2 separate regions of the Mus musculus genome follow, and region 2 is linked to region 1. The links are chromatin loops, found by intact Hi-C in ENCODE. Cell type or tissue: gastrocnemius. All regions are shown on one strand. Links, peaks and the distances in the headings refer to the core of each region. The heading gives the core; the rest is flanking DNA. Region 1 has its middle 66 kb from the start of 4930449C09Rik. Region 2 has its middle 53 kb from the start of Gm30113.

Region 1 (8,341 bases), core at 238-8,237:
GCTGGGGAAATTTAGGTAGGAGACATTATTCTGACCAGTCAGGTTTCTTCACCAGTCTAGGGTACAACTGATTAGGAAAAGCCTCCTTGCATAACCTTCTTCCTGGGGGTGGGGTGGGGGGGTGGGGGGGGGGGTAATGGGAGCAGCTTCCCATGAAAAGGTGAATGGGCTCTGGCTTGCTCAGAGACACAGAAAGCTCTCTTCAGTCGCCGGGCTCCTGCCCCCACCCCACTCGTAGCTCTTAGGGCCGGAAATGGGACCTATCCATTCACTCACCAAGTGTTTATAGACTGTCTTTCCTACTAGGTGTTTGGAAAACCTCAATAAACAAAATGAAGGACTCTGTGCCAATGGATTTATATTTTAGTACAGTGAGAGAGTAAATGGAAATAAATAAGTCGGTGCCGTATTAGAAGGTGCTAAGAGAAGCCTTTTAAAAGGCAGAAAGTGGCAGGGTGAGAGGCATTGAAGGGGGATGGGAAAAGAGCTAGGCTGCCATTTTGGACAGTCCACGGAGCCTGGGCAGACTGGGTGAGGATGGCTCATGAAGGGGCAGTACAGGCTGGATGCAGAAGCGACCTCTGTGTACCAGGTAAAAAAAACAAAAAAAAAAAAAAAAAAAACACTGTGAGCACCAGAAAACGCAAGGAGAGTGTGCACTTGGGGCGGTTGTTCCGTGGGACCCTGTAAAGACTCGGCCTGGCCCATTTGGTTATGTAAAACAGCCGCCCTTGCTATTCTCTAAGCAGAGTGGATGATGCTTGTTCATGCTAGAGCCCACTCTGGAGAGGGAGCATAGAACTTCCACGTGCGATTCACAGCCATCCACACTGGAGACCCCTGACACTTCTGAGGACAGCCAGACGACCTACAGGTTAACCCCGCCCCCGATGGCCTGGAAGGGTGTGTAGGGGAGAAGAGAAAACGGCAAGGAATCATTCCACAGACTCAGAAAGACGTCAGTAGGCGAGTTTGAAGGGTTTGCCCTTGGAAATGAATGGTTTTATGTTAAACTGCTCCCCTTTCCTTTCCTCTCTCTATTTTTCTTGTGACCAAAGAGACAGATTCCAAAGACCACTAGAAGGTGCACTCTATGCCCTCCAAATACAGCCCCTCTAAGCTGGTGGTTATGGCTCCTTCACTCCAGCTCGCTGCCCAGGCCACCCACACTGCCTTACAGGGTGAAATTGCTCTTTTAAAAACACAGACACGGAGCCCTATTTGAGGGGAATTCTTCCAAGGTTGTCCGTTCCTTTGGAGCAAGACCCATCAGCTTCTAAAAGAGGAGGGAATCGTGTTCTAGAAGTCTGAAAGTGTCAGGGAGGGTAAGGGGAACACACAAACAGGGAAGCCACCAAGACAGCTGTGTCTCTCACCCCAAATTGCAAACAAATGAAAGCAAGACCACGAGGTTGGAAAAATACATTGACTTGACCCCCTCCCCCCAAAAAAATCATTGCCCATTTAATTCTGGAGAAAGAAAGCTATTTAGAGATAGGCCAGTCCTGAAATCAACCTGTGTCCCACATGTACAAGTTCAAGTCCAAGTAGCTAACACTCAATCACATCGCAGCCACTTGCAGAGAAGTATAAGCCCAGAATTACAAGCCTCATGCAGATGGCGTTAGCCCAGGGAAGCCCCTCCTGTTAGCACAGGCTGACGGATAGCAAATCCTCCATAGCATCCTGGGGTCAGGTGCTTGGCTACAGCTCACTGTCTGATCATTGTTCACTCCATATCTCGTACCGAGCTGCAACCAGGAACTTGAACAGAGGTCAGACCCTGAGCCCTGCCAGAGTTTGAGGGGAAGTCCAGCATTTCGTATGGATTCCATGAGAATCTGCAGGAAACCTCCTGCCCAGCCCAAGTAGTGGCACTCAGATATCAAACTAGAGTGAGAGCAATAGATGGATCTAACATCTATTAGAAAGGACTGTCTTTGGGACAAGGGAGTAGCATCCTCTATCCCGGATCCACTTGTCCTTATAGGATGCATGAACACCCAGGATGTTCAGTCATTTGCACATCCCCACCCTCCTCAGCAGGGTTCCCGATCTCAGTACATAATAAGTACCTTTCCCAGGGGCAGCTCCAATACTAGACTTTGCAATGATCGGAGGTGAATAGAGCTCCCTGGACCCAGAAGGAAGGAAGGGGGCAATTTATTAGATCACACTGCTTTTGTCTTCGTTTGTTCATCCGTGCATTCATTCACAGAGAAGGACAGAGCTTGGCATCTGTGAGGCTAAGTGTTTAGAAGATCTAAATGCAACTTACCTACCTGCCATGCCCAGAGGGAGCTCACAAAATCAAATCCTGATCATGTTGAGGGAAGCATGTGTGGTGAGGAGGTGCGTTTTCTGAGCCTCGGTTTCCTTGTTTGCAACAAAAGGACATAGTACTTACGTGTTGTCTGGTACACTGCACAAATGTGAAAAATGCTACTAGTCCATAAGGCTAAAGAGCATAATTTTAAGGCCTGGCTACCAGCTCCTATCATGTGTGCTCAAGGATGTGAACTCTTATAAAGAGGATTTTTTTTCTGGGAGAAATATGAAAGAAGGAATTGGTTTTCCTTGCCATGTACAACTGAGAACAAAAGTGGGAGGAAGGGAAGAAACAGGCGCACTTGCTGGGCTGTTCACCATCATCAATGCATATAAGAAACATCAAGGTGAGAACAAACAAGGTACTGCTGTGTGACGGGAGGCAGAAGTCAGCCACGGGAAGAGTCTGCCAATAGGGCTACGCATTAGCTACAAAGGGAAATTCAGAGCCTTGGCAGCAGAGAAGCCTGGCAGAAAGGACCTTAGGCAAATAGCTCACATCACCAGTAATGAGGGAAGCTGGCATTATGTGTATCCACCATAGTGCTTGAAAAGACACAGTAGCCCTTCCACGATGCTGGGGCTAGAAATGCGGGAGTTGAATCTGATCACAAGGCATCGTGGGGAAAACTGGCTTGAGGAAGAGTCTACAACATACCTCAATCTGTGTCCTTCCAAGGTAGTATTGTCGCAAAAGACAGGAAGCTTTTCTGAGCTTAAGGAGGCTAACGAAACTCAAGTTTAATGTGGGACTCAGCTCCTCATTTTGGCATGATTTGTGATTGGGACATTAGTAAAACTCACATGAAATTCACAGATTAAAGGAACAACTTACCTCGCTTTAATGGCTTAATTGGTTGCAATCCAAGAATTGAATGAATATATATATATATATATATATATATATATGTGTGTGTGTGTGTGTGTGTGTGTGTATATACATATATATACATGTGTATATATATATATATATATATATATATATATGTATGTATATACACACACACTTTTGGCACTATGTCTAAAATATATTTTATATATGATATATACATATATGCCATATATAGACACATATGTATATGATACACATTTTTAAAAAACTTGGTCAGTTGCATTGGGAAAATTACTTATACTGTCCTCTTGGTTTTATATTGTCAGTATCAACAAAAGGGGTATGGTGTAGAAACCCCTAACCCCCACTCTGACACACACACACACATCAAAGACCAGCACAAAGCATACCAGAGTGTGAGGCCTGAGCTGAGTTTCTGTAAACCCATATATGCCATATGTGTCTCACACCTTTCTCATTTATCTTCAAGGCTTCCAGTGTCCATGATAAGATGGCAATGATGCAACATGGACTCATTTACTCATTGATGCCGTCCCATAACGACCCATCCACACTAGCTAGGGCTTTTAAGATGTACCCCCTAGGACCCACATTCCACATCTCATCTTCATTCCTGACAGTACAGCAGAATATCCCCGCTACTGCTACACACCATGCTACCACAGGTCGATCATGAACAAGCCAGAAGACAGTTTGGCCCCTCGAACTATCAAACTCTTTGTTGACCTGGACTCTTCTTGTGAAATTTAGGTCACAGGGTCAGCACCTATCTGTCCTACATGCCAGACCAGGGACCCAGATTGTCTGTGGCACCTACACAAAGCACAGATAAAAACAAAATCAATCTAGATCAGACTGCTGCCATTTTGGAAATTCATGGGCTGGACCATCCCAGTGAACGGACACAATGTTGTCCTCCACACCCAAATGGACCCAAGAACTAAATTAGAAAATGGAGACAAAAAGTTGTTTCCTCCTCTTAGCCGATTAGGACAATCTAAGGAAAGTGCAAGAGCGCCCCCTGCTGCCAGTATTTGGAATTGTTTGATTCACCCTGAACATAGTTCAGCTTCAAGATGTGCAGCCTGGAGGCTTGAAATCAAGCCTCCTGCTCCCAGTGCGCACATTTTTCAAACACTACGCACACAGCTGCCCTTAAGCCAGTACTTAAGACTTCACCTGCATTATCTCGCTTCATCCCTTGAACAGTCTCAGGGCCTGGCAGAACAGCTACCATTGTGGCCTCTAACAGACAATTTAAAACCAGCCATGTAAGATGGTGTATAAAGTTGCTTACTCAAGGTCAGAGAGACTCTTTTTTTTTTTAAAGTAGCTCCATCTTTAAAATATGACATTCCTCCAAAGGATCTCTTCTAAATCCCCTTGCATACATAACAACCTAAGCTATATGCTGTATCTCCTAGGTGCACAGGACTGGGGAGTGAGAATGGGGTTCAAAAGCAATCCAATGATGTGTGCCTTTGTAAATCTATACATTCGTTAATGCTGTTATTTTCTCCCATGAATTAACAATTTTTACTCTTCTCTTGCTAACATGTACCAGGATAGAAATGAGTATGGTATATGTGTGTCTTTGTAAATCTATACATTCATTAATGCTGTTATTTTCTCCATGAATTAACAATTTTTACTCTTCTCTTGCTAACATGTACCAGGATAGAAATGAGTATGGTATATGTGTGTCTTTGTAAATCTATACATTCATTAATGTTGTTATTTTCTCCATGAATTAACAATTTTTACTCTTCTCTTGCTAACATGTACCAGGATAGAAATGAGTATGGTATATGTGTGTCTTTGTAAATCTATACATTCATTAATGCTGTTATTTTCTCCCATGAATTAACAATTTTTACTCTTCTCTTGCTAACATGTGCCAGGATAGAAATGAGTATGGTATCCGAATAAAAACTTCTGGATTACAAAGCGCATAGATCCTACTCCAAGGGGTTAAGGTTCTCAAGTGGGAAACAGAGAAATCCAGTGTGATAAAAGAGCTTCTCTTCAGGGACCAGTGGCTATGAAGAGTAAGATAAAAAGTCCTATAAGCGTTTGTACCAACTGAACGATCGTTTCCTCAGAGAAACTATAAAGCTATCCTCAGCCTTCCTCGTAATGTTGACATACAAGAGTGTGTTTCTCTGTTGAATATACAATGAAATACTGTTTGTTCAAATTTGTGTTCTTTCCGCTGGACCCTCAAATGGCAATTGAGAAATGGAGACAGATTTTGTTTTCCCAAGGTGGCCTGGTACAACTCCCAAAATGGAACTTTGTGTCGTTAGAACAGTTGAGAGGATCGTAGAAAGATGGACCCAAATATCAGCCAGAGAATTAGACCAGAAAATGGAACCAAAGTACCTGTCAGTCCAAGGATGTAGTGGCACTACGTGTACACCAACTGGGAATGTTGTGGTCCCAGGGGAATTAATATGAGAACCTATGATTACACACACGTGGCTCTTCTCAAGGGGGGTCTGGGATTGGTGGGAAACAATGGGTTTTCATGTCTAATAGTCTGAGTCCACAGTGGGAGACAGCTATTTCCCTAATCTTCCTGAGGTCATCTTTCTGCCTAAGGGTCATCTTTCCAGGTCAGATGATAGCTAAACTTGCCATCCCTTCAACATCAAGAACATAGAGTTTCAAAGGGTGAATTGCTGGGAGAAAAGGAAAAGTCAGGAAGACCAAAGGGAGACATTCAAGAGCTGGCATGCCACAGTCCCACACTTTTCTCAAATCCAGACTGTTCAATATCAAATTGTTGGCAGGCGGTTTGCATGGACTCTGCTCTGTGATAGCTGGGTACTACGTGAAAGAAAATGTCACTCTGTTGTGATGGGTTTAGACATCATGAAAGTTCAGAATACATAGACTCCAGGGAGTCTAAAGCTATCAGATACTGGTACTAGAACAAGGGAACGTACTGATGCGTATCTTAGGAGAAGACATGCATTGATCAGTTCAGTTTTAAAAGTGAATTTGAAAGAAATAGAAAAGGCACCATTCTTGCAATTTGAACATCAAGATTCAACCTCAAGTCTACTGTTCACTTATGTTGTGATCTTGAGCAAGATAGCAAATGTCTCAGACCCAAAACTGTCATCAGTAAAGTGTGCACAATGTTAGATGCAACTAGTTCCGGTTTGTCATACAATCCTGGTAAGACAGCTGTCATTACCCCATAGTTCACAGCAGAGGAAACTGATGCTCAATAGGTTAAATGAACTTCCAAGGTCAAAAAGCTGGTAAGTCAGAGCCCAGCTACAAAGCCAGGCACTGTCATGGGTCTTTCACATCCCTTGCTCATACTAACATGCTGGCCTTAATACTATTTACTGAAGACATTGGAGAGATGAAGCAGTAAGGGTGGTCTGAGTTCAGTTCTAAGTACCCAGGTCATGTGGCTCACAACTGCTTCTTGTAACATCATCTCCAGGGGATACAATAACTCTTCTCTTCCTATGCTCACATGCACATGTACACACAGAGACACATACAGGTACACACATGCACATGCGTACATACACATGAACAGACACACACTTAATAAATACATACCTTTAAAAACTTAATTGTAGAACTCTGCCCATTCCCTGTCTCCCACCCTCTACTCTAGCACTTAGCACAGAGTTTAGCATATAATAGGTCTGAAGTTTGTTGAATGAACCAATCCAGGGGCTAATGAATGGGAAAGCTAGTAAATAGTGCATAACTCTTAGAGTATGATTATCTTGTGTTCCTAAGGTCAAAAATCTATTTCTCTGAGTTGTATGTGGATGCTTCAGACACTGATGTTGTGTGTGGGGTTTTGGAACTACAATACATGCACTGTGCAAAGCAGAGGGAACATGAGGATAAAACACAGACAAAACCCATGGTCATTACATTTGCAGCCACCCAGATGTGCCAAACACCTGTATCCGGAAACTCTGGGAGTTTTCTGGGCGGTAGCCCCTTCGAATGTCAGCTGACAACCCTTATTTTGAACCGCATGTGGGAATGCCCTTGCGATGCAATTCCAGCCTTTTTACCATCAGCGTTAGATGCACGGGAACCATCAGGCTTGGAATTGGATCTATTCTCTGCATTTCCAAAGCACTGGCTTAAAGTGAAACATCAGAAAGCTTTACGGTCAAATAACCAAGGTGATCAGATAACCCTTCATTAAGCCCAGAAAGGCCATCGATGCCTGCCTCCACCTCCCCATGCTGGAGAAAGGGGGTCTGCATGGCTCAGGCCTCCCAGACAGCATCCTGTTTGCAGCCTATGCTTTAAAAGCCTTTATGATCTGCCCAGCAACAGCTTTCGTTCTAGACTGCAGAGTGTGTTGTATAAGCTCAAGGATAGTCAGGTGTTCCCTGCCTCATTCCTATGTCACCCCTTTCTAGGTTCCTTGACTGGGAAGAGAAACTCTGCGACTCAGGCGCCTCTGTAAAATAGGAATAATAGCACGGAGGAGCTTAAATGAGTGCCCTGAGTGCAATGGCAGAATGCTAATCACAAAGTTTACCAAGCTGGAGTTGGCAAACAGTGGCATAGTTTTAAAAAGTGAAGTTAATTGTAGACTATGTAAAAGGAAGCGAGATTAAGTTCCACAGAAAATATAAGGCCATTTAATTATATTTCTTTTTCAAGACCCAGCTAAAGCATCTTTCTTTGGAGCCCCTGAGTCTCCTTGTGCATAGCCTGTCAGACTCTCCTCTGAGCCTAACTTCAGGGTTCCAGAGAACACACTCATTATCAGCTGTCTATCAAGCGGTTGTACAGTCCCAGGGAAGATATAGATCAAAGCAAGGGCCCTGTCTCACCAAGCCTTCCAGCTCTGCCAGTGACTATAAATGAATGGCCTGTGCTAACCAAAACTGTTGATATGAACTTCTAACTAACCCAAACGAAGTGATGGTTGAGTGCCTACATGTCACTTCAGGGAAAGAAGTGTTGTTCCATATTAAGACTTAGAAATGAATATGAACTCTCCTAAGAGAAACAGTGACAGAATAGAGAGCAAATGTCAGCACCATCTGACCCCAGTCCAGTCCTGTTTCCACGGAGTACAAGATATGAAGTATCTTCTCGGGGAGAGGTTTCTTGGTTGAACTTGAATTTCTTTGGGTTTAGAACTCTGGTCATCAGTCT
Region 2 (8,341 bases), core at 32-8,031, 650 kb before region 1:
TTACCACTAAGTTCCAGGTCTCCTTGTCCCTCTCTCTGCTTCCTAGTCTATGGACATTATGCTATCTTCTGCCACTGTGAGTACACCTCACCTATTTGTACTTTCAAATAGTCAACCAAGATAAGTCATTTCTTCCTTAGTTGATTCTCATCAGTGATTTGCTCCTAGTAGTGCCAAAAGTAACACACTATTTATCATTTGGAGAGTCAACTAGTGAATGCATAACTGAGGGGCAATATAGGAAGCACTAGGTATCTACCTCCAACCTAGGCAACACTTGCACTGGAACTTTGTAGTCTACTAAAGTTTTAAAGGGAAGGAAGGGAGTTTATTAAGCAGCAGTTAATTTCAAGTTCCTTACCCACTGCTTCATGGTAAGCAGATATGCACATATTCTTGGAGCAGCATGAATATAGCTTGCAGGAGAAAGCCTGACCAAAGGAGTATTGTCCTTCAAGTACTGAGTATCTGTGCTTTGACTGACAATGCTCCTTCTGATTGTGAATACAGACTATGAAACATGGCCAGTGTTTTCATCCCTCACCTCCTTCTTGCTAGTCCTACTTTCTATAGCTGAAGGGATTTCCAGAAACTTTGAAGGACTCATGGCTTATTGTCTCATTCATTTTTCTCTGCATCTAAGAGGCAGATATTAACAAGGAGGAAATTAATAATTAACGGAATATATCAGAAATGGAAACCTACCATCCATGCACAGGAATAAGCATAAACTCAGAAAAACACTGGAAGCACCTGGAGTTCAAGGTCTTTAGCACAAAGAAGAGTTTGCTACAATGAAAGCAAATTGGAACAAATCTCAGCAACCAGAAAGCATCCTGTAAGCTCATCTGAAGACACTATATTGTCTCTAGAGATATTAAAGTCTGAATAAGGGAAAAGAGGATACAGAAAGGATGAATACCATCCATCAAGCAAAGCCACGTACACTAAGGAAGACTAAGAAAACTACGAGAAAAGACGCAGAGAAGACATTTGGCAAACTAATGCTTGCGGACATCCAAAGTTTGGTAAGGGGGAAAAAAATCACTTAAATATAAAGCTCCAAGTTCAGCAAATTCCAAAAAGAATGAATGGAGAGACACACACTGAGATATGCAACTTAGCTGTCAAGAGCCAAATTGAGCTCTTAGAACCCAGTGAGGGCAGGGATTCATCATAAACAAGGGCTCTTTAACAAGGTCATCAGCCGAGTTCTCATCAGAAACATGGGAGACTAGAAGGCAATGGTCTGATACATGAAAAGTGCTAAAAAAGAAACTATCCACACCAAGAACACTATATTTAGCAAAACTGTCCTTCAAAAATGAGAAAGACTTTGAAGATACTCCAAGGGGTAAAAGCTGAGGTATTTCACTGCTACTAGACATGTCCAGAGTATAATAGGCAAAGGCATCCTGTAGGTTCAACTACCAGAAAGTGGGTAGTAACTCACAAGCTCACATCAGGATGAAGAAATAAAATTCCCACTGAAGGAGGATGTAGTTTTATAATATTAACAAGTAAAAGGCCCTGTCTCATAAAAACGAACAAACAAATAAGTGAAAGGCATGGGAACAAAGTAATTATATAGTGTGGTGATTATCATGGAAATTAGGCCAATACATGTTTAAGTTAAAATGTTAGAAATTTCAGGTTTTTAAATACAATCTTCACACTTGCACCAAGAAGGAAGTTAAAGATATATGCAAAAGAGAATGAGAAAAGACTCCAGCCATGTCTTTGCAAAAACATCAGATTAAAACAAAGACAGTGATGTGGAGCATCATGAAGGCACAGGAAGGTTCCTTGTCTACAGAGGGCTGCTTTCCCTTCCAGGCTGCAGCCACACTGTTGAGTATTCTAGGGAAGGCTAATGCTGTATCCTTAAATGGCAGCTCTAAAGTTCCATCTACAAACACTGTAACAGCAGCAATTATGTTTTAACATATCATTTTAGCATTTATTCATATCATGGCAGCTTCTGAGAAAATTCATTTGCATTAGGAAGACAGGCTTATTTGTTTTGGTTTATGTGTATGCCTGCATATATGTCTGTGGACACATGTGAGCTTGGTGCCAGTGGAGACCAGAAGGCGGCATCAGATTCCCTGGAACTGGAATTCTAGGTGGTTTTGGGTGCTGAAACAGAAGGAAGAGGACAGGGGTCCTCTGTGACAGAAGCTTCATTTATTCTAATTGTCATGTAAAGGGTTTGAATGTGTATACTTTTGTGGTCTATACTGATGCCTTGTCATCTACCCTCACATGAACTATATCAACTTACAACTATACATTTCTACTTTATACCTCAGTGTCCTGGCCACCTTTTCTCCTCTATTCAGAAAGCAATAAAGTGAGGAAAGAAAATCAGTGTATAGTATCCCCACATGAATCCAGAGCTCAGTATTGCTGACAGAGGCCTTTTGTCCATTGGAAGTCCCTTCATAGCAAGCTTAGCCTACACCTCTTTAAGTATATGATGGAGAGAATAACAGTACCTATATCAGGAACTGTGAGTTGTCAGGGCTAGTATAGGTAGAATGAGACTGTCAACTAGCATAAAGTGCTGTGGTACCCAAACCCTTGCTAGTTCCTATTCTATTAATCTCAGTCTGAAGGATGGTGTTAGCCAAGAAATACATAGGACATGAAGTGGTGTTGGTTTTGAGGCCATGTCTTCTGGGTGCTTCCTCCACTCCTGGGCCATGTGAGAACAGAGATGATAGGTTATTGATGTTTTCCAATATGAATGAATATTCGCAGATATAGTAGCTTATTGTAAAGTTGTCCTAATTCAGACCACCATTCCTAATGATTCCAGTAATTTAGATATGTTAACTCTATAGTACATATACATGGGCCTCAAGTTTGCCTTAGGGACATATTGGGTCTTTTGAAAGTTTTTTTGTTTTTGTTGTTGTTGTTTCGGGTTTTTTGTTGTTGTTGTTGTTGTTGCTGTTGTTGTTGTTTTGGGGTTTGGTTTTTTGGTTTTGTTTTTTTTTTTTTTTGTTTTTTGTTTTTTTTTTGGGGGGGGGGTTTGTTTGTTTGTTTTGTTTTGTTTTGTTTTTCGAGACAGGGTTTCTCTGTGTAGCCCTGGCTGGCTGTCCTGGAACTCACTCTGTAGACCAGGCTGGCCTCGAACTCAGAGATCCGCGGCCTGCCTCGGCCTCCCGAGTGCTGGGATTAAAGGCGTGTGCCACCACACCCGGCGTTTTGCTTTTGTTTTTGTTTTTTTGTTTTTTAAAGTGAGAAGAAACTCCAGACTTACTTTCTAAAACAGTAACATTACTAAAAGCAAGGGCCTCAGTACAGCGATAACAAACACAAATCACCTACTTTGCCAAGAGCTTAAAAGGTCTGGCCTTATTTAATTTTCAAGGCAATCACGGGACTTCACAGAGCTTAGGTAGCAGAGCTAAGGCTTGGATGTTTAGGGGTGCTGGTCTAGAATCAAGGCCAACCCAACCTACACTTATGTCTGTGTTATGCTGCCTCCTCATGGTAAGAGTTTGTTGTAGGACAACAGCAGATACTTCAGACTGAACCCTCCAAGTCCTCCTTTAGCCTTTGACCTAGAAATCCTGCAAGAAAAGCACCTTCTGCCACTGTCAAACGGGAACAGCTCCATCTTGCATAGATGTGGGTGTGCCATGCAGTAGAAGCCAGATAAACCAAGCGGGGGGAGGGAGGGAGGGCGGGGGAACAGGGGGCGCGGGGGGTGGGGAGTATCTTTCTCAGGTCACTGAACTGATATAGGTGACATTAATCTGGAACTGTGAGCCATATACTTGTGACCTGATATGAACGGCAAATGACCTGTTAAAAAGCTCTAACCTATTTCCAGAGCATGACTTTCCACCCGGGGAATCTGTGCCATGCTCAGCAGTGGCAGGAATGGTGTGCTGAATTCCGACACAAGCCTGAACTCAAGCCCAGTTAAGCCGCACTGAGTATTTACCTCGGAAGATCTTAACGGGATCCAGAAAATTCATGGAAAGCCCTCATAGGAGAAGATCTGGCACTCCGTATTCCACTCTGTCTTCAATTTCAAGGTGACAAGCACATTCCGGTGCTCAAATTTCAGGGTAGTAGGAACATTAAAACTGACTTAGGAAAGCCTCCTGTAGAAGCTACAAGCATGGGAAGATGGTTGCTAAGGGCACCGGTAGGAGGTTTGCTTTTCCAATTCAGAAGTTTATAAAGTATTGTTCATTACTTTCCTTTGGTAGGCAGCACAAAGTGATGCTGAAAGGCATTATCACGTGGTCATGTGAACTCAGTACTAGAACCTGTTTGTTGGTGACCCAACCCTCATTCCTAATGCTTGTTTCCCTTGACTATTTAGAAATAGATGTTCACATGATACTTTTGTTTAAAGAAACACAACCAGACTTGTTCTTACTGGGTTTATAGAAAGATTTACACTACAGGAAAAGAAATGTTAGCTTTTAGCTCCCCTCTTTCAACATATTCAAACCTGATTTTCATTGTTGACTGAAACATCGGTGTGAGCTCAGTTACCCAGCCATCCTAGGACCATGAGTAAATACATTAATATGAAAAAAAAAGAGTGAAGAATTGACACAAGTTTAGTTCTAAAGAAATGACAATTATTTGTATTTTAAATAATTTTCATTAATAAATGCTTTATCTTCATTTTTATGAACATGATGATAAGACTTAAATAATAAAGTATAATTTCCTTCTGAATCTCACACTCTATGACCAGGATTCTTTTTTTTTTTAAAGTTTTTAATTAGATATTTTATTTATTTACATTTCAAATGTTATCCCTTTTCCTGGTTTCCCCTCCAGAAGCCCTCTAACCCATCCCCTTCCCCCTGCTTCTCTGAGGGTGCTTCCACCTCCCTGTCCTGGCGTTCTCCTACACTGGAGCATGGAGCCTTCACAGGACCAAGAACCTCTCCTCTCATTGACTTCCGACAAGGCCATCCTCTGCTACATATTCGGCTAGAGCCATGAGTAGCTCCATGTGTACTCTTTCATTGGTGGTTTAGTCCCTGGGAGCTCTGAGGGGTCTGGTTGATTGATATTGTTGTTTCTCCTATGGGGTTGCAAACCCCTACAGCTCCTTCAGTCCGTTTTCTAACTCCTCCCTCGGGGACCCTGTGTTCAGTCCAATGGTTAGCTACGAGCATTCATCTCTGTATTTGTCTCAAAATATTTTCTGTTCCTACTCTTAAAAAGAGTTCTTCCTTGGATTCATACCTAGTTGAATGTTCTTATTTAATACTGATGTATAAGAGCTGATAATAGTTTTTAACATGGTGAAAAGTTTTAAAATACTAATCACTTTAACATTAAGAAATAACATTATAGGTAAAAACGTGACACTCTGGAGTCTCAATTCAAGTTGGCTTACCTATATACTACACAGTTGGCATATAATTTGAGGGAGCAATGTAAATATCTAAAGAAGAATTCACAGTTGAATGGTGAGAATTTAGCCTTGAGCACATGTTTATAATTATGATTTTAAGTGCAGGATTATCCTATTTGATTAAAGCTCTTAGTAGGAAGTTGGTTGTCATACAGATGTGGGGAATGAAGGAAGTCTAGTATACATACAGTTCTAGTGGCATCCAGTACTTGGTAGAAATTAGACAATGGCATGCAGAGAGAATTAGTTCATCCACCTAAAGTGGACTAAGCAATAAGATTGATCAGAGTACTGCTGGGGAGAGATAGTGAAAACCTAAGTTGACACACCCATCCAAACAGGCTAATGACAAAAATCAGTATTTTTCTGGCAAGTTTTTTTTTTTTTTTCTCTCCCAAGACTATGGCTTTAACTTTACTTAGTGCTGGCATCTGAAAAAAAATATTCATAGAAATAAAATTATACAGATGAAACAAGTTGTATTTATGTATATATACTCATAGATGTGTTTAACAAAAATTAATGAAAAAGAAGGCCATGCGTTCGAAAGAGAGCAAGAAGGAAGTATATGGAAAGGGTTGGAGGGAGGAAAGGAAAGGGGGAAATGATGTAATTATAATCTCCAAAAATTAAAGAAACCATTTTAAAATTCTCACCTTTACTATCAACTCCTGATGTAACACTGACCAGTGAGCTGGGACAGAGAGAGATTATATTATGAGGGAATAGGAAAGGATTTCCAAAATTCTTTGAGGAAATATAGGCAGTATTTAGAGGATTATTATTTTCTCCCTTTTTAATAACCCTCTCTTACCTTACTTAAACTTCTCCTCTGATACCATAAGAGACAAGGAGATTATTCTTGGGGACAGCACTCACAAACACAACAGTGTGTGTTATTAGCTGCCAGAAGTTTCTGGGCGCAGGCTACATAAGGCTTGCTTTAGTAACACTGTGTTCTCCACGGAAATCATCAGAACTGGAATGGAAGAGTCGTTCCCTGAAGTAGATACAGGGAGCTGAGACACCAGCACGTATCTGCATCAGGGGATGCCTGAGAAGCATCTGTTAGCCCCCCAGCTGGGGCATCAATCACACAATGTTACTGCACTGGTGAAAGGGGCTGTCTTTTAAGGTACTGTTCTTCTGGTTCCATATTCGAGAGAAGTTCATAGAGGAGAGAAAACAATGCATTAGGGCTTTGTATCTGGAACAGTCAACAAATGCATTTTCTACTCTTTATCCACTAATAGATAATCATACAGCTTTGGGTAATGTTTGAAAGATTCCCTAACTTCAATTTTCTACATGTTGCATAGAGAAAATGTTAGTGCTTTCTTTTAAAGCTTTTGGAGACATTAATGATGAGAACTTTAAAGTCATTAAGCAGTGACAGTCATGATAGTAAATACTCCATAAATACCAGGTACTGTTTGTCATCTATTGAACACTTCACGAGGGTCTATACGGCTCAGAGAAACAAGCTAAGGTCAGGAAACTGCTGACTCAAACATACAGCATTCTTTGAGCTCACTCTGATAATAGTGTGATGACAAGATGATAACCCAGACAGATTAGAGCAAGGTAATGCCTCACATGTTCTACAAGGCTTCCACAGGGCAGCTATGGGAATCCAAAAAGAACACTGAGCCTATGTAGGAGCCAAGAGACTTTCTGAAGCAAACTCGCATTGATCACATATCAACTTCAGTGGACTGGCGGGGAGTTAAATGATGAAGACTCCAGGTATATGGTGGACACCAGTAGGCAGTAAGAGAAACTGAGTGTAAGACAGAGCTGGGCTGCTTTCAGTGGGAGAGGCAGAGTGGGAGAGGTATACTTAGGTGAGAGAAAATGCAGAAGGTCCAGAATTAGTCCAAATACACACATTCAGGAGGATCGTCATTGGTTGCTGTTGTTTTTCAGTTTTGTTTGTTTTTGTATGGTGTGGGGAATTGCAGGCTGGTATTCAGTTGAGCTGAGGTCTGAACCCCGATGGTGATGATTCACCTACATGGCACGGTAGGCGTTCCCTCATGCTCCTGGAACTCTGGTTCCTGCCTAAGGTACCACCTCCCACAGCCCCCACAAGAGAAGCATGGTCAGTAGTCACATAAGCAATGGCCCAAGCTTCTGACTTTCAGGCTAAACTCCTCCCCAGTTACCTAGTAACAGTGAAGACCATATAAAGGGGTGCTCAGCCCCTACTATGCTCTCTTACTCTTTCACTCCTTCACCTCTCACTTCTCTCTCCTCTTTCCTTTCTCTTTTTCTTCTCCTCTCCTCTCCTCTCCTCTCCCCTCTCCTCCCCTCTCCTCCCCTCCTTCTTCTTCTCCGTCTTCCTCTCTTTCTTCCTCTCCTTCTCCTTCTCCTCCTCCTCCTCCTCCTCCTCCTTCTTCTTCTTCTTCTTCTCTCTCTCTCTCTCTCTCTCTCTCTCTCTCTCTCTCTCTCTCTCTCTCCCCCTCCCCCTCCCCCTCCCCCCCGCATTTCTATAATAAAGTTCTTAAGCCATAGAGAGAGTCTCTGCTCCTTCAAGGCCTGCTGCGCACTCTGGTCAGTGTTGGAAACTTTTTTCCCCTATTCCCTTTCTCCTGTAACCCTGGGGTTTAAGCAAGGTAGCTGTGGGGGGGGGGGCTCCCCAGTTGTGGGCTGCCCTTTTCTCCACCCCCCCCCATCACATGGGTCAGGCATACTCACCTGGGGCCCAGTGGAAAGGAGCCTGACAATCTCCCCACGTCCACCTGCCCAGAGTACAGGAACTCTGGCCGGATGTGGCATATTTTTCCTACCTACTTTTCCCCAGGGCCCCCAGTCCCCCCTCCCCCTTTATTTTGTTCCCAACAGTATGGTATGAGAAACTGCTGATCTGATCCCTGTCTCATATTGGAAGGGGAAAGGAGATGCTTCTCAGCTCTGCTATCCTCTACTGCACTGGCAATG

Evidence for each region. Hi-C counts contacts between places; a loop is a spot of excess contacts. Peaks named below come from ENCODE experiments on the same cell type or tissue, not always from the same donor. Only the 100,000 strongest peaks of a DNase experiment are listed, where the experiment ranks them.
Region 2: a loop joins it to region 1, with 5 times the contacts of the local background. A loop is called at or near these places in 2 of 42 quality-filtered maps.

What each region holds. Positions count from the first base shown.
Region 1 is chr15:63,648,528-63,656,868 of GRCm38, forward strand. No RefSeq gene overlaps it. Among named protein-coding and RNA genes, the nearest start is that of 4930449C09Rik, 66 kb to the right of the region's middle. In gastrocnemius, for the core only: a CTCF peak has its summit at 4,210 (motif pointing left); a DNase peak (open chromatin) is centred at 4,204.
Region 2 is chr15:63,003,152-63,011,492 of GRCm38, forward strand. No RefSeq gene overlaps it. Among named protein-coding and RNA genes, the nearest start is that of Gm30113, 53 kb to the left of the region's middle. In gastrocnemius, for the core only: a CTCF peak has its summit at 3,493; no DNase peak of the experiment used is centred there; H3K27ac peaks cover 1,415 bases.